2 separate regions of the Mus musculus genome follow, and region 1 is linked to region 2. A link is a loop called in an ENCODE intact Hi-C map of the cell type or tissue named here. Cell type or tissue: gastrocnemius. All regions are shown on one strand. Links, peaks and the distances in the headings refer to the core of each region. The heading gives the core; the rest is flanking DNA. Region 1 overlaps Gm11419 (a long non-coding RNA gene). Region 2 holds the start of Ccl7 (chemokine (C-C motif) ligand 7).

The links. Peaks named below come from ENCODE experiments on the same cell type or tissue, not always from the same donor. Only the 100,000 strongest peaks of a DNase experiment are listed, where the experiment ranks them.
Region 1: a loop joins it to region 2, with 5 times the contacts of the local background. A loop is called at or near these places in 19 of 42 quality-filtered maps.

The regions. Positions count from the first base shown.
Region 1 is chr11:81,989,861-82,002,384 of GRCm38, reverse strand. Gm11419 (a long non-coding RNA gene) reads right to left here. Exons shown (of 6, transcript XR_003949730.1): 5 at 12,438-12,524; 6 at 6,605-7,481. Among named protein-coding and RNA genes, the nearest start is that of Gm31522, 9.0 kb to the right of the region's middle. In gastrocnemius, for the core only: no CTCF peak of the experiment used is centred there; a DNase peak (open chromatin) is centred at 6,013.
Region 2 is chr11:82,041,653-82,054,176 of GRCm38, reverse strand. Ccl7 (chemokine (C-C motif) ligand 7) reads right to left here and starts at 8,465. Exons shown (of 3, transcript NM_013654.3): 1 at 8,318-8,465; 2 at 7,548-7,659; 3 at 6,652-7,192. The coding sequence starts at 8,393. The coding sequence ends at 7,087. In gastrocnemius, for the core only: a CTCF peak has its summit at 5,939 (motif pointing left); DNase peaks (open chromatin) are centred at 5,942 and 8,438; H3K27ac peaks cover 335 bases.

The DNA of each region.
Region 1 (12,524 bases), core at 2,449-10,448, 53 kb after region 2:
CGCACACACACTCGAATAACAATAGGTCCCACAAGTGTGAGAAATCATTTGTCTGAGCTGGTTTATTTCAGCTAATATGACATTCTCTAATTCCACCCATTTTTCCTACAGTGCTGTCACTTTGTTGCTGTTTACTGCTAAAACTCCATTGTGCGTAGGAGCAGTGTTTATCCATTCATCTCTCCAGGGCATCTGGGCTGACTCATGCCTTGCCTGTTGTGAGCAGTGGACAAGCAGTGTCCTGACACTTCTGCTTATCACTGTGCAGGAGATTTTTATCAAAGCCAAGGAGAATACACACCAGATCCCTAGACTGAAAAGAATTGCAGTATATTTGTAGGCAACACAATCTTATATAAAGAAATGTGACGGCTCACACATGTAATCCCAAACCTTGAGAGGTTAAAGCAGGAGGACTGCCATGAACTTGAGGCCAGCCTGGGATACCCTGTGAAACATTATTTAAACAACAATGAAAATCCTAAGGAGTCTCCATAAAACTTCCAGCAAGGCTCATGGCTGAACTCAGCAAGGCTGTGGGGTTTGTAAGCTCGGTGAGTTATATTTCTATACACTGGCAACTTAAAGTGAGATAAGAAAATACTTTTGTTTGTGACAGCACCCCAAAATACTTTGGGGCAAACTGATTCAACATAGCAAAGGTTCGAAAACACCAAAAGGAGCTAAAAGAGGAAAATGCCCTTACAGTAAAGTGCAAGATGCTGTTGAAACTCCAGAAAGGGTGAGTCTGGAGGGGCCTGAAGCTGGAGGGGATTTCTAAGCCCTAGGAAAGAGAGAGTGATGTGCAAGGCTGTGGAATTTCTGTTACTCTAGATCGATAGTGGTGGTGGCTGCCTAACTCTGTGTTATGTGATGTGTGTGCTAATGTTACCACCTTGCTCAGAATCAAAGAAGAAAGGCGGCTGATTAAACTGTGACTGCTACTCCGCACACCTATGACACACACAAGGTCTGGTGGCTTTCTTTCCTTCTGTTCCTTAAAGGGTCATTCTGGCCTCCTTGTCTCTAAGAGACTCTGCTGGGAACATCATCTTGGTAGACTGAGAAGTGAAGTGGAGCAAGCCCCAGGCTCATTGTGTGGAGTAAGGTCTAGGATGCTGGACCTGGAAGTTATGTATTCACCTGGGGATTTTGTCCATCTGTCAGCTAGCGAATGTGAGGACACGGACGAAGGGAGAAGGTGAGATGACAGCCAGTTTCCCCAGTAAGCCTCCCTGGATAGATGTTCTTATCTCTCTATTGATTTCCTTCATCCTGCACCCAGAGATGGTCTATGATGTGACCAGACCAGAGGCAGACCCACAAGCCTGCTTGAGCCAAGCATCCTTAGCTGATGTCCCTGGGTGTCAGTCCCCTTCTGCCTTCCTGTTTTTCTAGCTTCCCTCCCCCATCCATGTCCCAAAGTCTGTGGCCAGGTTTTGGAGGATTCTGGGAGTGTCATTGAGGTCTGTATGGTGGGAAACACGTGTGAAGTTCTCGGAAGGAAAAAGAACATGAGCTGCATTCAGACCTGCCTGCAGTCTACGTCTCTTGGGCTGCAGGGGCAGCTGGGATTGATTGCAGGGGCTCCCGTGGCCCAGCAATTTCAGATCTTAAGACATCAAGAGGAAGGGAGGGGCTAGAAAAGAAAAGCTCCCTTCTGGACTTAATAAAATAGAAGGGTGATTTCTGTACCCAGACATTCCACTCACCGTGGAAGTATTTTCAGTTTCCATTACTAGGAACAGTCCAAGGAGGGGGAAATGAGAGGGAAGAGTGGTGCAGGAGAGGTATAACTCTAAGGAGGACTCTTGGACAAGATGGAGGGCTGAGGCAGGAGAGGACTCTAGAGGAAACTAGTATTCACTATCAAGTTGGCTCTCTCCTTGCATGGGGACTTTTCAATGCAAGTGAGGTGGCTAAGCCTCAGGCTGGCTATGTGCATTCTAGAGTCCTGGGGTGTAGAAGTAACCATAGGTGCAAGAGGAAGCTCACAGCAGCATTTCAGGAGGGAGAAGTGGAAAAGAGACCAGGAGCATAGACCTCCCTGGGAATCCTTGGGCATCCCAGAGAGCCAGGTGGACTATCCTGTGGCTGTGTGGTTACTGGGGCAAGAGCTATGGGAGATAGTAATAGAGAGAAGAAAGCCCAGTGGCTAGTGGGTGCTAACTTCCAGGCAGTAGTGGATACTGGGTCATTCTTAAAGGCACTCAGAAGCTACCTGGGGGATAATTTTAATAAATGAGATGAGTGGTGAGGGTTTGTGCCAAGCACTCAAAGCCAAAAGCTGGCTAAGTGTGGGGAGGTTGGTTAAGGATGGGGATTAGAGGAAGATCTTATTATCATTAAGGCACTGAGTTCAGAATTATGGTGCTGGGTATCAGAGATTGTTGAAGGCTCAATATCAGGCCCTAGACTATAGGTCCAAAAAAAAAAAAAAAAAAAAAAAAAAAGGCTAGACTTATAATCAGAATTGGGAAGTTGGAGGCCAGGTTCAATACCAAGACAGGAGCTACAAAGTGTTTAAGTGGTCAGAGGAAAAATTCAGTGGTGTGGAGAGCAGAGGTGGGCCTAGGGTTGACCTGGAATGACCTTGAGTTGGAGGCTGGGAGCTCACACCCATCCCTGAAAGAAGCTGCCCTCTCTGCCCACTGCCTGCAGAGCCGCTCCTCACAGTTACTGTGCCTGTCAGGCCCAGATATCAGCATGGGGGAGGAATGGAACATCTGTAGGGACATGCAAGGCTGGCACGAAGCCGCAGAGACCCAGCCTGAGAGCTATGGCTCTCAATGCCCGAGATAGGAAGTTAGCCAGACTGGAGCACAAGCCAACAGCAGAAAGGGCACAGCTGGTCTCCACTGGGTGCTAATTCACCTTGTCTTCCTTTCTCCAGTCACATTCTCACCTGTGAAGGAGGAGGGAGAGGGGAAGGAGCCCTCCCCTCACATACTCATTCCCAGAAGCTGGAGTCCTCCTGCAAGGTGCCCCCACATGCCTATCAGCTCCAGCTGAGTGACTGCCATGTCTCAGTAGAAACAGAACAAGCGACCTGACATGGGAACTGGTGGTTCAGATGCCAAGACTCCAAGGGAGTACAGGAGACTAAGTCCTCCCTCTGCAGTGGAAATGGAGAGAAATGAGTGTTAGAGCAGCCACTGAGACTGGGGACCACTTGTTACTGCAGCAGAAGCTAGCCTGTCCTGACGTGTATACCATGCCAGTGTCTCCCCTCATCACACTGTGACTGAGGAGTCTCACTGGCCCATGGTCCCTTTTCCCTTCTATGTGATCCCAGCACACGGACCAGTGCCTCAGCTCCTGAGCTTTTTGGAGACGGTTTCTGTGTGTTCATCACAGCCATGCTGAGCTAGCTAGGTTGGCTTCCCAGCAAACCCAGGGATCCGCCTGTCTCTGCTTCCTCAGGACTGGGATTAAATGGCTGCAGGGTTTTATGTGGACTCTTAGAATCAAGTTCTGATCTCCATACTTGTCTGGCAAGCAACTTACTGACTGAGTCATCTCCCCAGACCGCGCAACAACTTTCAATTATAAGCTCTCCTGTCTTAGAGTCCACAGATAGTCTTGTCTTCTGGAAACCTGAAAGCTTGAGAATACAGAAAACTACCCTCTCTCTGTTCTCTCTCTCTCTCTCTCTCTCTCTCTCTCTCTCTCTCTCTCTCTCTTTCTGTGTGTGTGTGTGTGTGTGTTTTCTCTATGCATGTGTTTAATGGGTGTGTGTGTGTGTGTACATGCTTGACAATTTTCCCTCAATTCTCATGACATACAGTGCTGCTTTGCCCCTGGTTCCAATTCCATGTCTCTCCCATGGGACTCCATTGTTCTCCCTTCCCCCTTTCCTTCTGCCGTGGTTCTAACACCCCCACCAGCTCGGGCTGCCTCTAAAGGATGCCTGGCCTCAGCCACCATCAGGCCACTGCTGCCTGAGACAGGGCAGGATCCTGCTTGTCTTCAGGGGAAAACCTTTAGCGCCTACCCTGGCCATGCAAACTTGGGGACTGGATCTGTAGTCCATACCTCCAGCCACACCCACAGAGCTGGAGGGAAGCACGTAGATAAACGTGCTTCCTTCCCACCTCTCTCCTGAGCCTTCTCAGGCATCCCTCCCAAACTCCCTCCTTTCCAGGTGACAGATGAATCAGGTTCTTGGCCACGCTGGTGGATTCCTCCGAGGTCCCCTACCTCCAAGATTCTTATCACCTTTAACATCCCAGCCACCAAGAATCCTTTCCTGTCATTTCCAAACCTGAAAGTCAGACTGCCACTCAGTTCTCCACACTGCTGCAGTTCTGGGAATGATGTTCCACTCTCTGGGTTAGAGAGAGACTGGGTTCTCCCAGTCCTCCATGTTCTCACTGACCTCAGGCTGAATATCTCTTATGTTTAGTCAACCTAGGTTCTGCTATGGCCATGATACAAAGGTCGTATATAGTGTTATTGATCGTATATAGTGTTATTGATCCCAGAAAGCTTTTGCCCTGAGGCAGTGTAACTCCTATCTCTTTTGGTCTGAGTCCAGGGACCTTAACATCCTCAACTGACACTCCTACAGACCATCTTGGAGGTGGTCCTTGCACAGACCTTCCAGGGCCTAAGAGAAAGTAAGATGCTGTCACAGACTACCCGTGTAGCTTCCTTTACAGGGAGACCTGCTGGCAACCCAGGTGCCTACCTCTCCACCCCAACAGGGGCCATTCATCCTTCTCCTTCACACCAGCTTGCAACAATCTTTCCCAGAGATGGCTCCCATGGACTCTCAGATTCTTCCCTCCCTCGAGTGGCTTGGAGCCACCAGGAGCCACCTGCTTATAAAATTAGTGGGGCCTGAGAATCTCATAATATGCTCCAATTCACTGGGGCCCAACTCAAACCATCTCTCTAGGACCCCCTCCTTCCAGCCTGGCCACCTCCTTATTCTCACAGAAGCACCCCACTCATGCCAAGGCTGTACCCCAATCTCTCTCCGCGTTTCAAGCCATACTTTCTTCCAAGGCACAGAGAGAGCCCCTTCCCCAACTTCAGGAAGTCCTTGCTGACCCGGGCAGAAATTCTGTGCCAGTCATATGGTGCTTAGTCACCCAAGGCTGCCCTCTGTGGCTTTCTTTTCATTTGGCTTTACAAAGCCACTCGCCTCCACTTTGAGGGCATGTGCTTCTGCAATTAAAGTCTGGCATTTAGGAGATACTCAGCAAGGGCTGCCTGGTCACACAAGTGGAGAGTTACGGGTGTTAGAAGCCTTGGGAGTATCTGATGGATTTTTTTGGAGTTTTTGAAACCCCTGGGAGTCCCAAGGGGCAAGGAGAAAAAGGAGGACATTATTTGGTACCATGGGAGTAGGCATGGGGCTAGAAGTACTGTCTGACACTTCTTCTACAGTCCTAACCCCTACCATCTCACAAACCCCCAATAAGCTCCCTATATCTGTTCAGAGGTTGAATTCCAAGATTGGAAGCCAGACCCTGATTCCAGCAGTGGCTCCAGCTCTGCCAACAGTGGGCTCTTTGCAGGTTTGTTAGCTTCCCACCCAGCTTCCCTACCTTTAAAGCGCATTACAGTCTCTGCCTCGTCTAGTCAGGAAGAGTTAACAAGCAAAAAGCAGGTGAAGTAGAAACTGTTTCCACTCACACCCTGGCACACTACACTCAGGGCATTTGGGGCTTCAGGTCTGGGCAGCATTATAGCGGAAAGATTGGATTTAAACCGTGTCTCTATTACTTAGAGCTCAGCGATGGGAAGCGTGTCCTCCTCAGAGCCTGCTTGTTTAACTTGATGAGAAATCATGCCCATGATGTGGGGTTAAGAGGTAATGAGATACGGCTTATTAAACCTGGAGAGCGGTGCTTGTTGTGTACGGAGGACTTGGGTGAATTCCCATCCTCTTTCATTTAAGTCTCCCTTTTCTGCCAGGCAGGTGTCTGGGCTGACAACAGCCACAACTGGAGGAAAGAGGCAAGGGAAGGCTCTGTGGAGTCTGGGAGCAGAAGTTGGTGGGGCCTTGCTGCCCCCTGGTGGCCTGGATAGGCATGACAGCTCTGTGTGCTCTCCGGTGCCACCTTATGGTAGAAGAGATTAGTTACAGAAGAGCTTTCTAGAGATCTCAAGGAGGAAGAATTCACATTTGGCTGGTCTTGCTTCTTTTTTATTACACATAATACCTTGATTACTCTTCTTTTGCACATCTCTTTAAAATATCTGATTCTTTCCCTAAAAATAAATCATAAAAGTGGAGTTTCCTAGCTTCTCTCTCTCTCTCTCCCTCCTTCCCTCCCTCCCTCCCCCCACCCCCGTGCGCATGCGTACATGCATGTGTATATACTAACATCTCTCAGAAATAAAGTACCAGTTAATATCCCCATCATTTTATCTCATCTTCACCAACATTGAATGGTGTCTTAGTTTCGTTTTCTACTGCAGTGGTAAAGAATCCTGACCAAAAGACAATAGAGAAGAAGAGTTTATTGGCCAATGATTCCAAGTTACAGCTCACAATTGCAGAGAAATTAAGGCAGGAACTTAGGCATGACATCCACAGGCCAAAAAAAAAAAAAAAAAACCAAAAAAAAAAAAAAAAAAACAGAGAGCCAAGTATGCCCTTCATGTCTGCTTGCTAGGTTACTCACAGGCTGCTAGCTTTCTTCATCCTTACACAGTTCATGTCTCAGCCCATGAAATAATGCCACCCACAACAGGCTGAGTCTTCCTACATCACTTAGCAATCAAATAAGTCCCCCCCCACAGGGATGCCCAGTGGCCATTGTGATTTAGATAGTTCCTCAATTAAGATGTTTCTCAGGTGCTTCTAGTTTTGTCAAATTGAGTGTGTGCATTGTTGAATATAACCTTTCAGTGTTCCTGTCCCTTGCCATATAATATTCTGCTCTGAGAGTGTACTATGGTTTCCTTCCTCATGTTACTGTTGATCTGTGTCTACATTGCTTCCGAGTTTGGAGCTGTTATAAATAATGCTGCCACAAATATTTTTGTTCCATATAAGAACATGTTCATGCAAGTCACGAGTGACCAAATGTCAGCATATTGTCTAGTCTGTTCCTAGAAGTAGGATTGGTACACAGTATTGTATGGAAAAGTAGTCTTCTAGTAGATACTGCTAAATAGGTTCCCAGAGCAGTTGTGTCGATTTACAATGCCCCCAGCAGCACCAGGTACATGCACTCTTGCCAACGCTTATTATTTTCTGTCATATCTACTTTGCCGTCCTTATGTGAGTAAAGTTTGGATTTTCTTTTCCATGTCTCCTAAGACAGAATACATCTTTATAGTTTTATTAGTCATTTCTGTGTCCTATTGGGGTGGTCTTTCTTCACACTGCTATTAAGGCATATCTCTGTATTTTCAGTTGTTAATTCTGTATCAGCAGAGAGCCACGTGCTGGCAGGATTTTGGTATCACGATTTCCAAGCCTCATCACTGGCTTTTCTATTCGTAAATGCTGCCTTCAGGACCTGCCAAAAACATGAAGGGCAGAGAGCACTCATTGGTTATAATAAAAAGCTGACAGCCAATAGCTGGGGCAGAAAGTATGGAGGGTGGAGCTTCCAGGCAGGGAGAGAGAGAGAGAGAGAGAGAGAGAGAGAGAGAGAGAGAGAGAGAGAAATACAAGTAGAGGCAGGAGAATTTGAAACAGACGTGGAAGGGAAGAGAAGGGAGCACAGGAGAGCAGGAAGGTAAAGAGCTAGCTATGTGGTGGGGCCCAGGCTGGGAAGTCAGGTGAAGTTAGAAGCTAGCAGAAGTCTGTCCCAGATAAAGGACAACAGCTATAAATGTTATAGAAGCCTCGTGTCCTATTTTTATAGCAAGTGGGTCTGTGAAAGCCTCACAATAGTGTTCCTTCTGGTTGGTTGTATGTTTTAATCGCCTGATTTTGAAAGAGTCTTGTCATGTCAGGGGGGTTGTGTTTACATACACATCAGTCGCAGATCACGACTTGTGTTTGTTGCTTTTCACTCTTACATGGCTGTGGTGGTTTGAATATGCTTGGCCCATGGGGAGTGGCACAATTAGGAGGTGTGGCCTTATTGGAGGAGATGTGTCCTTGTTAGAGGAAGTATGTCATTGGGTAGGCGGGCTCTGTTAGAGGAAGTATGTCACTGGGTAGGTGGGCTCTGAGGGCTCCTATGCTCAAGCTCCTTCCAGTGGGGAAGACGGTCTTCTCCTAGCTATCTTTGAATCAAGATGTAGAATTCTCTGCTCCTCCAGCACCATGTCTGCCTGCACACTGTCCTGCTTCCCACCATGATGGTCATGAACTGAACTTCTGAAACTGTAAGCCAGCCCCAATGAAATGTTTCCCTTCATAAGAGTTGCCTTGATCATGGGGTCTCTTCACAGCAATAAAATCCTAACAAAGACAATGGCCTTGACCACATCCCTGGAATTTTGATGTCATCTGATGCATGCATTTTCTCTCATTATTCACATTTTTTGTAACCTGGTTAAGAATTCTGACTCTTTGGCAAACATATTTTCTTAGATGATACAAATCTAATCGTCGCATTTACCTATGCTCCATCTGCCATTGGCTTTTGTGTGTCATGCGTAGAAGAGGGGAAATGTGTTTTTACCAATATGGATGCACAACGACCAAGAACTAATTATTGACAGGACTGGCTTCCCTCTGTGGCATTGTAGAGGCATGCTACACCAAGGAATGCTATACAGCAATAAGCACAGATGATTTTAAACTGTATTCAGTAATAAGGATGATCCTCCCAACTGTGCAGCTAACATGGGAGGAGGCATTGCAAATGTGACTGCAGGTGATTTTTTACATCATAAGCAGACATAAGTGCATTTAGAGGACAACTGCTGGAATATTTGTTCTGTCCCATTACTCATTTTATTCTCCTACAGATGCCACCATATCTTAGTCACTAAAACTTTGAAACAGACCTTTACATCAGACAGTCTTAGGTCCTCAGTTTGGCTCTGCTCTCCAGTCGCTTCTGTGGCTTTCAGCCATCCTCAATTCCCTCTAAGTTTTAGCTTTGGATAATCAACTATTATACAAGCCCCAGCTGGGGTTTGATTGCGAAAGCTCTTGTCTGGTTTTGGTCTCTCAAATTAATTTCATTCTGTCAGGATTAAAACACATCCCCTTGGAGATTTGACTTAGCTTTTATTAATCCTATAATTTTATTGGTGGCATGTTGAATCCTTTATATTATTATTTCATGTCTGTGAATATTGACTTGCATGTCAGACTATCATCAGCTTTCAGAGAAGCTCCACGCCCCTATAACCTTTCATTTTCTGCGGGGTGTTCTCGATGCTCGAGGCAGATAGTACTAATATCTGTTTCTTAAATATATCTCGCAGATTCTTGCCAAACAACTTTGTGTCTTCTTTCCTCCACTAGTCTCAACTTCGTTACTTCCCCCAGCAAGGCTCCTGACAGAGTATATACACAGGCAAGACTGATCCACACCTCATCGGCAAGGGATTGACTCTCTTCTTGTATCCCGAGAACCCTTCTGTCTGCTTAAAGCACCTAATGATGCAAACCCAACAGCTTTAGACACTTGTGCCCTCACCATGGCAAAAGCCACTTAAGGGGGAAGGGTTTGGTTTGCTTATAGCTCTAGGGAACATATCGCCTGGGGAAGGCAGTGGGACATCATGTTTTACCGACAACCAGGTAGCCAAGGGAGATGACCGCTTGCTTCCCCTGGCTCACTTCCCAGTGCAGTCCACAGTCAGGGTGGGTCTTCCCACCTTAATCAGCCAAATCTAGAAACTCCCTCACAAACAGATGCAGAATCTTGGCAATTCTAGACCCTGTCAATTTGACAATTGACATCATCCTAGCTATCTAAAGTATATTTTCTTTGTGCAGAAGCTTTAGAACTATAGCAATGACAGGTTCCAGCTGAGTCGTCACAGTGAAGTTGATAGAGTCTAACGAAAAACAAACAAACAAACAAACCAAGAACAATGACAGCAACAGCAATACAAACAGCTGGACTGAGTTTTAACATATAGCTAAGAGTTCCCCATTCTCCAGGCAGTGGAGCCCAGCAGTTGGTGGTAGAGCTAAGGGAACATTCTGGGGGAGAAGAAAACATAACAGGAGAGCAGGGGAGCTCAGATGGGCTTGAGTGTGTGAGTAGCCTGTGAGGCTGAGGGGTGAGGGTATCATTAGACACAGGTGACACTGTCTAAGTTAGACTAGACTGTGGGTGGCTTTCGGGTGCACTTTATTGTTTAGAATAGTTGTTATATGAGTCTGTTTGACCCACTTTGTCCTTAAAAGATGTTATCTACGTTGTGGTTCAAAATCCCTCCAAACTCACATTGAAATTAAATTGTCATTGGAGAAGTATGAAGTGGTGAGACTATCAAGGTGACTAGGTTATGAGGGTATTGCCTCCTGATTCCAAGAAGGAGTAGGTTGCTGGTAGGTGCAAGTCCACCTGTCTCCATCTTGTTTATATTTCTGTCTGGAGGCCTTCTGCAGGTGTCACACTGGCTGCAACTACAAGCCAAAACTTTTATTGTTTATAAAGTATGCACCTTGTGGTATTCTGTTATAGCAACTGAAAATGGACTGAACCACTCTGATGATACCAAAGAAGAGACTGGTCCAGTTGAGATACCATAAGAGCCAGGGCAGAGAGCACTGGTAACAGAAATGGAAATTCTAAGTTATCTGAGAGGCGGTATGCTGCATTCATGAGAATTCATCACTGGGAAGGTATAATGGGTGTCTGAGTGTTGGTTATGGAGTGTCATGGGTCCACTCTCCCAACTGTCCGCTTTGGGTCCCTGGGATGATCAGCTCAACCATTCTGTGAACATCCCAAGATGAAGCTTTGATTGGCAGTTTGAGGGAAAAGCATTACACAATGCTGCTTTCTTCTCTTCTACAGTATAGCTGGGTACGGCCGTGTGGTTCATTTTGCAGGGTTTGGAGTTTCTTTTGTTCCCTGTCTGTATGTGTATTTACTGCTGCTCCTCTGGGACAAAAGAAGACAGCTTATTTCAGAAAATCAAACCTGAACCCAAACTGTTCCCTCCAAGTCCCTGCTCTGAAATTAGATCGTTTTGTCAGACTGGATTGGGAAGGAATCTTGAATCATTTAGTACAAACTGAGATGAGGAGGCTGAGTCTAAGCCGGGAGGAATTATCTGTTGGTTGTCTGTGGTATCATGGGCTCTAGCTGGGAAATGTGCAAATGGGAGCTGAGCAGATGAGGGCCAGCCACCAGGCAGGGCTGAGATCTGATGCTTGCTGGTACAGAGCCTGGGAATGCTCAGGTGTTTCCAAGTGCAAGTGTTCTCAAGTACAAAGATGGCTGTGAGAATTAGATGAACAAGAAAACAGGTAGGGATGCCGCATCTGCATGCTCATTGGGTGCTGGTGACAATGGAGATAAAGAGGCTGTTGACAGTGCTGCTGCTGCTGACAATGGTGGTAATGATGCTGATGCCACATGACTGTAACTACAGCCTTGGGACATGTGAATGCAGAAGAATGGACCCTTGAAGGTCCCTGGCCAGCCAGCCTAATGAATGAAAGAGCTCCAGGCTCAGAGAGAGAGCCTATCTTAAAAATTAAGATGGAGAGCAATAGGAGAAGATTCCTGAAGTTGACTGTTAGCATCCACATGCATGCATACACACACATAGGTGCACATGCACATACACATAGATGTACATACAAACACACACATAGGTTTACATACACACACACACACACACAGGTGAGCATGAACCTGGATGTACATATTCAAGGACCACACACACACACATAACCTATATGTGTGTGCATGTACCTATATGTGTGTGCATGTGCACCTATGTGTGTGTGCATATGCAGCTACATGCGTGTGCATGTGTGTGCATAGTTATGACTTCATTTTGTCCTTATTAGACTGTTCTAACTTCTGCAAATACCCATCGATTTACATGTAGAATAGAGAAGCTGTCTCTATCATGAATTACTTTGTAAATAAAATAAAATAAAAAAAGATATTTTGTAAATAAATAACTACATGTGAATAATATATGTAGTTAAAGTATGTAGCAAAATGTTTGGCTTAGGGACCAGGGCACAGTCAACTTTCTCTCTCTGAATTCAAACCTCCCTCCTCCTCTTCCCTTTCCCTTTTCAGCCTCCTCTTCTTTCTTCTCCATTAGCAATCTCAGTTTATTTAAAGTTTATTTTAATTCTTAGTGCATCTTTAGCCTCACAGGGAAACTGGCAAAAGGTGTAGTGTTTCCCAGTATGCCCCTTCCCCTATGCCACTTCCCTTCCCCTGCCCCTGACACCAGCCAGGGCTTTGTCACATCGCTGTCACCCACAGTGCACTGTGTGGTTGGGGCTCTCTCTTGCCTTCTCCAGTTTACACAAGTGTCTGTGATATAGCCTCCATAGGACCATACTGAGAACTTTGACTGACCTAAAACTCACGTTTTCATCCAATCCCTGGCAATTACTCATCTTCTTGCTGTCTACATAGTTTTCCTTTTCCCAAAATTTCAGAGAG
Region 2 (12,524 bases), core at 1,468-9,467:
GATTTTGATAGCAATCCAGAAACCTCAATGGGAATAAATAAAATAAATACAGAGACTTCCAAGTTCACAGCTGTCCCATCTAACTTCCTGGCCTTTCCTGGCAAGTGTGAGAGTAAGAAGCGGGGCTCCCCTGGCCTTCCTTTTCTCTGCTTCCCAGCAGTCATCAGGAAAGACAGTCCACTCACCTGTGGACTGTGGACCTGTGGACCTGTGGACCTGTGGACGTTTCCGGTGAACAGTCGGGGAGGTGCTTCGTCAGAGAAGCACAGGCAGTGGGTCCCTCAGTAGGAAAACACAATCTTGGATTCTTCCGTGTTATTCTGAGGAATGCTGAGATCAGAGCAGGGAAGGGTCACTGGAATTGGGGCTCTTGGCTTTGATTTTTTTCTCAATTGCGGACCATGTCTACTGTGTAGAAGTCATGGGGCCGGGTTGCAGCTCAGCAGTAGAATGCTTGTTTAGCACACGCAGGGCCACGGACTTAATCTGAAACAAACAAAAGAAAGCAAGATCCTAGTCTGTCCCATGAGAGCCTTGAAAGAAACATAGACGTGTATTTTGTTTTATTCCTTTCTTTAAAAGAAAACAAAAAAGAGAGAGAATTGAGAGCTGGGACCAGAGATGAAAACTCCAAGGTTCTGCTATGCACTTCAGGGGTAGATGGCTCTACTGCCGCTCCTATGATTCCTTTCCTATATCATGAATCCTCTACTGTACTTGCCTTTGTGTACTGGTTAGTTTTACTGTCAACTTGGTAGAAGCTAGAGCCACCAGGGAAGAGGGAATCCCAACTGAAAAATTGTCTTTATAAGATGGGCCATGTCTATGAGGAATTGTCTTGAGTGGTGATCAGCATAGGAGAGTTCTGCCCACATTGCGTGGTACGCTGCCTGTGTAACGGGTCCTGACCTGGGTAAGAAAGATAGCGAAATGAACAATAGAATCAGTAACCAGAATTCCTTCATGTTTTCTGCTTCAGGTCCTGCTTGAGTTTCTACTCTGAATTCCCTCAATGATGAGTTGTGACCCTGAAGTATAAGCCTATTTAAACATTCCCTTTTTTAAGGTTTTTATTTATTTGTTTGTTTGTTTTGTTTCTGTTTTTTGTTTTTGTTTTGGCATGGTGTTTATGAGAAAACAACAGAACCAAAGAAGGACCTCTGTTCTCAAGGGTCTCTAGGGAACAGAAAGCTGTTACAACACTAACATGTAAAGTCTTAAATGACCCAGGTAGCAGGTCTTCTAGTTAAGATCACCTTTAAAAGAGGAAATTAGAGATGTAGAGAAATCAAATTATCTTCCTCTTCTGTAAAATCATTTATGAAAGGGGGGCCCTTTTCCAAGTGTTCCCAGACTCCTCAGGGTATTTTTTTTGTTTACTTGTTTGCTTGTTTTTGGTGTGTGTGTGTGTGTGTGTGTGTGTGTACTGTATGCACCTATGGGAATACAAAGGTCAAAGATCGTGTCAAGTGATGTCATTCTCCTATTTTTTTGAGGCAGAGTCTCTCCTTGAACACGAAGTCCATGTTTTCTCTGCTGTGATTTCCCAATTCTCCTGTCTCTGCACCCCATCATGAAGCTGGGGGTACAGACATTGATGCCTGACTAGTTATTCTGGTGTTGGGGCCCAAACCCTGTCCTCATGATTGCACGAATGATCTTATCCATTTAGCCATCTCCCTGGCCCCAAATGTCTTTATTTGAAGTGCTCCCATTGTTTCATTATTTCACATATCCCTTTAAAGGCTATCAACTCTCCTCTTACACAAAGGTGAGACACTGAGGTGCAAAGCAGCTAGATCCCTGGACCCACTGGTCACGGCAATAATAGTCAGTCCTTCAGTACCAATGCCAGCACAATCTCAACAATGCATTCTTGTGGTTGCATTGCAGTCAGATAATGCTCAATCAACTTACTTTCTGAAAAACAGTGAGTGCTTCAGCGACTTAGGATGGATAAAAGCCACAGCAGCCACCTGGTATGGATAGCCTCTACATTTACTGAGACAAGAGTTTACAGAATCAGACATGGATGCAGTTTGTAGCACTTCAGCCTGCATACCATTGACCTTGACTCCACGTGTAACTCTGGTATGTCTCTAGTCTAAGGAAGTAAGAGTGTTGTGCCCCAAGTTCACAGAAAACCCAGAGGATCCCAAGAATTGCTAAGTCTGCTGCAACTGGCAAAAGAAATCTTTTATGTAAGTTGCGAGTTCAAACTTGGTTCGTCCCCCTAGCACTCACTGCGTGAATGCTGTCAAGTGACCCCGAGTCCAGAAAACATTGGGCTTATATACAGTATAGTTAGAAATAATGTGAATATTTACAGAAAAGGGGAGTAGAGGGTGGAATAGTACTGAAGCTGGAGGGGGGTTAATGGGCCTCTGTTCAAGGAATAATTTTATGGTCAGTTGTAACTGTGTCTGTGACCTGACCTTGGTTTACCTTTTTTCCCCCCATGGTCTCCCTTGGGCTTGTTATTTTTCTAAGGTCTCAAAGACAGGCACCTGCAGTTTTGCTGCTTATCAGCAGGAGTGTTGGTTTTTTTGAGACAGAGGTGGTGTCATTCTAACACTAGGGGAGGTGGAGGGAGCCCTGAGCTGCAGGAGGATGCAGCACAGAAACCAGCTGTCTGCATATCATGATTGCCTGGGGGCGGGGAGAGGATGGAAGCCTCTGGCGGGGGAGCATAGGGGCAAACTGTCTGTACAACACTGAAGTCTCTCTAGTATCAGTAATTCAGGGATTACAACAAAAGGAGTACATGAATGTCTGTTGAGAAGTAAATCTTTATCAGTCTGCCCTTCCCTCCTGTCTCATAGACAGATCATAGCTGTAGTAGGCATTTTTTTTTCTCATTGATGAGACAAAGTACTTGATAAAAACAAAAGAAAGGAGGGATTTATTTTGGATCATAGTGTGAGGGTCCAAACCATCCTGGTGGCTAAGCCATGGTGGAAGGGATGTGTGGCAATTAATCACACTGTATCTGTGGTCAGTAAGTAGAGAGAGATGAATACTGGTGCGCAATTGCATTTTTCCTTTATTCAGTCCAGAACCCCAGCCCATGGAACTGTACCTCACATATTTAGGGTGAGCCTTCCTATATCCTCAGTTGACCTAATCTAGAAGTTTCCTCACAGACACCTGCAGAAGTTTGTCTCCTAAGTGGATCTAGACCCTGTCAAGCTGACAGTTAATATCAACCATTACTACAATAGTAATGAGATGGCCCAGTTCCGATGGCAACATAGGATAGTCTTGAATGTGTCTTGGTGATGGTTGATTCTCTCTCTCAGAAGATTTGGATCTAACTGGATCTACCTTGTACAGTGCCCTGTATGACAAAAAGACAAGTCATGTATACACAGTATGTCATGTCAGGTTTAGAAGGAAAGCATAGATGTATCCAGCTCTCTCATCAGCAGAGCTCAGCAGCAATCCCATAGCCCTCCAAGGCTTGGCTCTCCCCTCTGGGAATGCTCTTCCATTTTCTTGATCTTTGTTTCTGGTAGCCCTCATGAGATCTTTCATTTTCTTTCCTTCTCCTTAGCCATTTCTGAATAGAGTGTTGAAGAAAACCTCTGCTTAAGCCCCCGAAGAATCAGCCCACACCCTCCTTATCAAATCCTGTACTTCAGGTCTTTCCTCTTAAAAAGAAATTCTAAGTCCATGTATCTTCACTCGGGCAATGGCAGCATCTATGCCTCACTCTCCCTGTTGGAATCTTTCTTGCTGGAGTTTTCATCTCTGTGTTTTGTTTATAAGTGTCTAAGCAATGGTGATGTTGGTGTGAGAGCTATCCATAGTCTAGAAATCTCTCTTTGCAGAGGCTCAGGGAGATTAGGCAGAGTCTAATTTTTGAGTCCCATTACCCTTAAGATCATCACAATAGGAGTGAAACTTGAAGTACGGAGTGTTTTTAGGGACTTGGCTTGAATGTGGCTTACAGCATTGGTTTCTCACTCTATTGGTTAGGATTCATTCACAAGGCCCTCAGACAAATAAATGCTATCTATCCTGGGGGTTCTCTAAAGACTTGAGGAGCATATTAATTTTGAATTGACTGTGTCTTTTAGTGGGTCTGGGATCACTAATTGTTTTATTGATAATTTCATAGATTTTTGTCAATAACTTTGGGGGTTTTTCCTTTTGGCATTGAGCCAATGTCTCATCACCCACTTTTTAGTGAGACATTTGCTTGCATAGCAAAGCAACATTTCTATCTTATTTTTCTCTGTCACTTTATCCAACTAAGAGGCTTTTCCATGAGAGAAAGACAGAGAGAGAGAAAGAGAGAGAAACAGACAGACAGACACACACACACACACATACACACACACACAGAGAGAGAGAGAGACAGAGAGACATACAGAGAGAGAGACAGAGACAGAGAGAGTTGTACCAACACACAGATTGTATTTCCTGCAGTATAAATCTTGAATTTGTGGATTTTATTCGTATGTTAAAGGACATCCAGTTCTTTCCTAAACTGTTTTCCTTACAGTGATAACTTGACAGATGCAGACAGAAGCAACCAGCACACCATCAATGCACATTTTTGTAAAGTTTCCCTTTGGAGCGAAGATTTCTGTAGACAGGACCTGACAGCTTTGGTGCTTTGGAACATGGGCCTCCATCTTTCCAACCTCAGGCACCAGCTCGTTCCATCTGCTGTCAGAAGTCTGCTGAATGTTACTTGTTGCAGTTTTATATTTAATTTATTTTACTGTGGGAGGGACAGGGTTTTGCCCTCCCACAGTAAAATATGTATCCCAATGCTATGTAACTCACTGTGTAGCCCAAATGGCCATGAACTTATAGCGATCCTGCATCAGTTTCCTAAATGCTGGAGTATAGCTGTGCATCATCACGATGCACTCCTTTGGGTTTTAATGGGGGCACAGGATCATCACAGTTGTCTGTGTGTTAATCAAGCAAATGACACCCTTTAGGTCTAATCCAGAGATCACAGAAGAAGTCCTGTAATATAGAAAGAAAAAAAATATGAGGAACCCTTAAAGTTTTTCTTAGCAATAATCCCCAGACCTGAAGGGTAACTCCTTAAAGGGCAAAAGGGACATTTTTGCCACCCTACACTCCCAACAAATTTGGTGGCAATAGTTGGGCATCTTTGATGGATATGCTCCCAGATGTAAAATGTGTTCATTTTGTTTTTACTTTTAGTGTCTACATGAGGCTGGTGCCTGCATGGCTCTACTATACCCTCTCACTTAAAGAAACATGTCTGTCAGGTTAGTGACTACTTAAGACAGCTAGTGCTATAACTCATACATTAGTGGTATAACCCATCTAGTCTTTGAATTCCACAGACCACTGATGCTGAGCTAGGGATCACCCTCTGTTTCTGGTCATAATTTTGGATTTCTCTTTAATTATTCTTGCCAAAGGGCCCTGGACATAGATGAAGACAAACAAGATTTAAATTCTTTAAAATGGGGAACTAGGCTGGTAGTGCATCTCACTAGTTGAGTAGAGTGCTTGCCTAGCATGCACTAAGACTTAAATTTGGTCCCCAGTTCTTCAAAAATTGTGTATAGGGGCACGCACCTGTTCCCTCACTCTGGAGATAGAGGCTGAAGGATGAAAATTCAAGATCATTCTTTGCATATTGAATTATAGGACAACATGGGCACTTGGTTTAAAAAAAGACTAGAAAGAAAAAAAGCAAGGAGACCAACAGTGTAAGAAAGAAATGCAAAGAGAAAGAAGAAGAAGAAAAGGAAGAGGAGGAGTTTCTTTGGCCTTGGGCACAGGGAGCTCCTCCTCTCTGAACTGTAATAAAGTCACTGATTCTCTGCTTAACATTGACCTGTATAACCTGTATTCTTTTCTATCTGACGCTACTTTCATGGCTCTAAGATGAAGCATGTGACAGGAAGAGGATAGTTTGGGTGATGCTAGTCTGCCTCCTGGTGGCTGTTTTGGAAAATCTGCTTGTTGCGGAGATGAGGCCTGACACCCCGGAGGCTGCATGAAAGGCAGGAAGCTCTGTTAGATCTGGCTGGAGCATCAGTGCGTGGTCACTGGTGTACTGTTTGTTTGCCACTACGGTGTCCACTCTCTTCTGACACCTTATGTTTCAACCTGAGGCTTTAATGGAGGCTCAGCTGGAAGATCCAGGGATCTCTTAGAATCTTGTGCTGGGGCCATGATCTTCACCTTCCTGCCCTTTCTGATTAACAGAGATGGAACTGTTTGAACACTCATGTGGCTGCCAGATGTGGAAGGGAATTTGCCAGGTCACATTGGCCTGGCATCTCCATTATCAAAGCCAGAGATGTATTTTAATATTCTGGACTGGAGGGACTTGGGGGTCTGTGAGGAGACCAGACAAATAGGAATCTGGTGCAATCAGAGATTGTGTGAAAAGCCACGGCTTTGGAAACCAAAACAGTGCCTGGTAAAGTGGCTAAAGCTGGTGTCAGCTTGTCAGAGACAAAACTGTAGACCTGGCTTTTTCTAGCTTCAGCCTGTCTGTCTTTGACAACTAAGCTCAGTCTAAGCTAATACCCAGGGTTACCATGTCTGGCCCCCTCCCCTCCCTCTGTACCCACACCCTACTTCTTGCCACCCTGTTCACCCCTCCAGCTTAGTTTGTTCCTTTAAAAGACAGCATCAGAGATTGAATTTTGTGCAAAAATACATTTTATATGAAACTTCAGTAGTCATACATTTAAAAACCACACAGTATCATAACATTATGATTTTATCCTAAAAGTTTTTAAATAAAATCTTTGCACTGATTCTTGCAAAGTCCCTTCATAATACAAGAACAAAGTAAAAATGGGGAAAGGGGGAGAATTCTGCAGCTAACACAACGTTAAAGTGACATGAGGTCTCCAGAGCTTTACATTCAAATCACACCAAAGTACATGGCTAATTAAATAAAAATATTAATAACTTAAAGACCATTCCTTAGGCGTGACCATTTCACATTCCTACAGACAGCTCCTATCCCTTAGGACCGTGATCAACACATTTCATCAACAGTTCTCAGAAAGAACAGCGGTGAGGAATTTTGCTTCTTGGCTCCTAGGTTGGTTTCTGTTCAGGCACATTTCTTCAAGGCTTTGGAGTTGGGGTTTTCATGTCTAAGTATGCTATAGCCTCCTCGACCCACTTCTGATGGGCTTCAGCGCAGACTTCCATGCCCTTCTTTGTCTTGAAGCTGAAGAAAGAGGGCTCAGTTAGAGAGTATGTAACTTATTCTGTGAATCCCTACCTGGCATTACCCCAAGTTGATGACATGACCCAGGAATGGATGAGGAAGAAGGTAAGATAAAGGACAGGCCTGATGGGAAGGTGCAGTTCTCATTGGTCAAGGAAAAGACCCCTTGGCTTTTAGAGGGAGAGGGAAGTTCTGAACTGGTGGCTCGGAAGAGAGTGGTGGGCTTCAGTTTTCCCATTGAAAGTTATGTGAGTTTGTGTTAGAGATACAGTCTCTACCCATTGAGCATATAATCCTATGTACTGCTTCAGGGGTGACAGCACTGAGGGGGTGAAGGCAAGGGTTGTGTACTTACATAACAGCTTCCCAGGGACACCGACTACTGGTGATCCTTCTGTAGCTCTTGAGATTCCTCTTGGGGATCTTTTGTTTCTTGACATAGCAGCATGTGGATGCATTGGGCCCATCTACAATGAAAGAACAAGAAAAGGTTCTTTGTGGTAGGTTGTGGGTCTTTTGTTGATGCTTAAAGAATTGCCCACCCTAGTTTAATGTCTCTCCTCTCCTTTTTATTATGTTCCCCAATTCTTTCTCACTTGAATGGGTTGGGTTATATGCCAGTCAATAGAGTCAAAAAGAGCTGATGACAATAATGGGTGTCACTAGAAAGCATTATTATAATGCCACAGTTCTTTAGAATAAGGAGACACTGGTTATGAGTCTCCTTTTAGGATAAAAGAAATAGTGTTTAGTTGTGACACAGCCTCTACATAACCACTGTCTCTGGAAATTGGGCTGGATAAAGCACCCACCAGACATTGGGCCTCTTCTCCCTCCCTCTTTTACCTGAGAACCATCCCAGGCTCCTATTTGATGACCTAGGACCCCATCACCACAGAAGGCAAGAACTATCTTGTTTCCACAAATGAGTCCTAAGGGAATCAGGTTCAAGTTCTAGAATTATCATTGGACTATAAGTATCTTCTTGTCCTTCTTTTAATTGTCCTACTTTGGCAAAGCCAGCAAATGTGAGACTATGGGTAAACCTTGTTCTGTAATTTTCTATGAAATGTCCCAGAGAAGGGACAGCATGCTCTGGGAAACAGGAGGCAGGGTGAGTCTCACCTGGTTGGGCCCACACTTGGATGCTGAAAGCAGCGGCTATGAGCAGCAGGCACAGAAGCGTGGCAGAGATCCTCATGGTGGAGAAAGAGAGTGAGAGAGCTGGCTTCAGTGAGAGCTGGCAGACTCTGTGCTGGCCTTGCTTCTCTGCTCTTCTGGCAGCTCTGCCTCCTCTTTTATAGGCAGCCGATAGGGAGGGATCTTCTTTTGGAATGAATCACAGGAGAGTGTAATGTGAGGCTGGCCTATTTCCATTTAACACCAGGAATGGAAAATGAGGTGGTGACTCTGTCCAGATAAAACACTGTACTGTGAACTCTGGCTATTCCAACCAGCTCAGCTACTATTGGAAAGAAAAGCTTTTTTTTTTTTTTTTTTTTTTTTTTTTTTTTGTAGAATGAGGAAGGAAGCAGAGATGGCAGAGTCAAGGGATTCCTATTTCCCCCTTCGAGCAACATCCCAAGGAGCTTGGAGTCTAGAAACAGGCACTAAAATTTTGACTGAATTTAAAAATGCACTTGAAGATGAAAAGTCCTGCTAACTTTTCAAACCACAGAGGAAAAGATGTTTGCAAACAGACAAACAAAAATCATAAAACATTTCCAAACCCTGTGTCTAATATAATTTTTAATTACTAAAAACAAAACAGCTCTTTATTTGGGAAAGTTGACTGGCATCAGCTGGCCAGTACTTGGTTGTAGGTAGACGGCTGAAGTTGAGGGCCATCCCAAAGCATTCTTTCCAAGTCTAGTGTCTGGAAGAACTTTAATAGCTATAGTTTGGGCCGGATGTGGCTTGTTTCCTCTCCCTCTTTCTCTGCATTCCACTGCGAAGGCCATACCATATATTTCACATGATGCCTTAAAGTGTCCAGGCACATAGGCAAAACCTCTTAGCAAGTGAGTGTAAAGTAACCCGCAGACATGTTTTTAAACCACTGTACAGGTCTGTAACTTGGTACCAGAGAGAGTATTAGGCAAGGGCAGGGGCCCAACTTCTGTTCCCAGAAATATTGTCCAGAAGGATTCAGATCTTGGAATCTTGTCGTTTTCCAAATATCTGATTAACTATGAAAATATCTTTTCCAAGTAAAAGAACGTAGAGAAGTCAAACTGAATGTAGTGTCATATCTTTAGTGTCAGGTCTCAGCATGTGAGAGGCTAGGGCAGGAGGAGTGTGCTCTTGGAGCTAATCTACATTCCATGGTGAAACATGTCAAAAACTCCAGAGTCTGGGGATAATAGAACACACTATGTTTGAGCAACTGCCCAGGCTTTGTGACAAAGACGGAAACTTAGACTCTAATCAGCCAACACTGTGACAATCCAACTTTTGAACTGAGAAAACACAGTCACAGGTTACATCACTGACAAATGGTTGGGAATTATGATCTAGATAATATAAAGAATGCCCACAACTCAGTAGCAAAAACAAAACCAAACAACTGAATTGAAAGTGCACAGAGTATCAATAGACGTTTCTAAAGGATGATAGACAAGAAACATTAAAAAGACATTCCACATTGCCAGTCTTTGGAAGCTTGTGTGAGGTGCTGAATTCAATGTCAAGTCCCTATATGTAAATAAATAAGAATGAAAGGGAAAATTCAAATCAAAACCATCATGAGATCTCATTACTTTGCCCCATTATACTTACTTACATCAAAATATCAAAATAAAGACTGGTGATTATAAGCTCAGTACTAGAGTTTTTGTCTAGCACATACATAGCTCTGCGTTCCAATCTTAGCACTATAAAATAAAATAGCAGACAAAGGTGGAAATAGGAACTTATTTAGTGAGTAGGTATTTTGGCTTTTACAAGGTGAAAAAATGGCCTAGAGGTCTGTTGTTCAATGATGTTAGGTATGTCAACATTAGTTCCATAACTATGCTTAAATATGGAAAAGATGGTGAATTCTGTGGTTTATGGTTTTGCCACCATCTTAAAAATTTAAAAGAGAATGAAGTCTTTAAAAAGTGACTTTTATAGTTCTCAGTAAAAACTGGTGATTGTTCCTGAAAAATGACTCATTGGTCTGTTCCCGACTCTCTGTGTGCATTGGGGACTGGGAACAGACACACTACATACTTACTGGGAAAGCAAACCTGGGAGAAACTCAAGCAGCGCGGCTGTGGAGAGGGCTCGGTTGGTAGAACACTTGTCATGTAAGCACGGGGACCTCAGTGTGATCCCCTGAACCCAAATAAAGTTGAGCAAAGGGGTACAAACCTATAATTCCAGTGTTGGGGAAGGGACAGGAAGATCTCTGGGGCCCCTTGCCAGTCAGCCTGATCCACTGAGTGAGTTCTGGGTTCAGTGAGAGATCTTGTTTCAAAGAAAATCTGGACAGTGCCTGAAGAACAATATCTGGACTTCTGGCCTCCGTGCAGATGTGCCCATGAAACCCAGCAATGAGAGGTGGTGCTCGGTGGCTTTGTGCTTCTCATGTTCTCAGGATGAGCATCCTTGACCATGGCTTCAATCTATGGGCTTCTTATGCCCATTTCCACCTGTTGGCTATACTGGCATTGGAGCTGGGTGGGCATGCCTGTCTTTAGTAGTTATCACAGCTGGTACAGACCTTGGGCTTCTGATTATTTTGGCAACAAGATTTTTTCAAAAAAAAAAAAACCTGACTGTTACTGTACTGGGCTACTGGTACAGGCACACCACATCTCCCTGTGTGCTTTTCTGGCTGTTTTCCTTGCTTCATCCATACCTGATCCACAACTCTTTTAAGCCAAAACTCCCAGGCTTAAATGAGAGCTCCACATTTCTAACCAATTCCTTTCTTTAAACCACTTTATCCACCTGGAAGCCTCTGCAGATGATTTAGTGTTTGAAACCTTTTTTTAAAAAAAATCCATCCCTATGCTTTTATAGTCAAATGGTTTTCAGTAGAATTTTGGAGGGCATGCACTCCAGAAAAGATAGTCTTCAACAAATGGTGCTGGGAAAGCCAGAGATCTGCCTTCAAAAGAATAAAGGTAGACCCCAGCTTTCACAGTAAACAAAAATCAACTCAAATGGGTTAAAGATATGAAATGTAAGACCTGAAGTCATGAAGTGACTAGAAGGAAACATACAGGAGATCCTTTGTGATGTGGGCATAGGCACGAAGTTTATGGAGAAGAGCCCAAAAGCATAGGCTACAAAAGGAAGAATTAGCCAATCATATTTTATCACCACAAAAATGTATAAACAGTATATCTAAAAAGCCACTTCCTAAATGAAGGCATCGATAAATAAAAGAATTCTCAACTTTACTGTCCATGAGGTATAATGATTAGTGTTGATTGCCAACTTAACAGAATCCATAACTACCTGGGAGGAGGGCCTGTGTGTGCCTGTGTGTGTGTGCCTGTGGGAATTATCATGACAGTGTTAGATTAGTTGAAATGGAAAGACTTGCCCACTGTGGGTGGCACCATTCCCTGGCTGCTATCTTGGACTATGCGAGTAGAGAAAGGGAGATGATCAGCAGTCTTCCTTTATCACTCTCTGCTTTTCTGCTTTGGATGGGACATGATAAACTGCTTCAAGTTCTTGCTTTCATGGTTTCCCTGCCATGATGAAACTAAGAAGAAACTCTTTCACTTAGAGTAAGAGTATTTGTTTTCATAGCAACGTGAAAAGAAATGAATACATCAGGGAAAGGCAAGTCAAAACCACAGTGAAACCTTCCTCCGGTCAGAAGGGCTATTGCTTAAAAAAATGTCAAAAATTAAATAATACTGGTAAAGATGTGGAGGAAAAAGGGGCCCCTTGAAACTGTTAATGGAAATGTAAATTAGTGCAGTCATTGTCAGGAACAGTATGGTAGTTCCTCAAAATATTAAAAACTAGAATTGGCAATCTTGCAACCCTGCTCCTGGGCATGTAGCCAACGGAGTAAGAATCTGTATGCCGAGAGATATCTGTACTCCATGATTATCATACCATGGTCCACAACAGCTAGGAAATGGAAACAGCCTAGTCTTAGTTGATAAGTAGATGCAGATGATGTGGTAAAAGTATAGAGTGGAATATCAGCCATCAATGGATGGAACCCTGTCACTTTTGACAACATGGCTGAAACCGGATGTCATCGGGTTACATGAAATAAGCCAGACACAGGAAAACCAGTCCCATGTGATCTTCCTCATGTGAGAGCTGTGAAGGTTGACCTCATGAAAATTGAGTGTAGAATGGTAGTCACTAACGACTG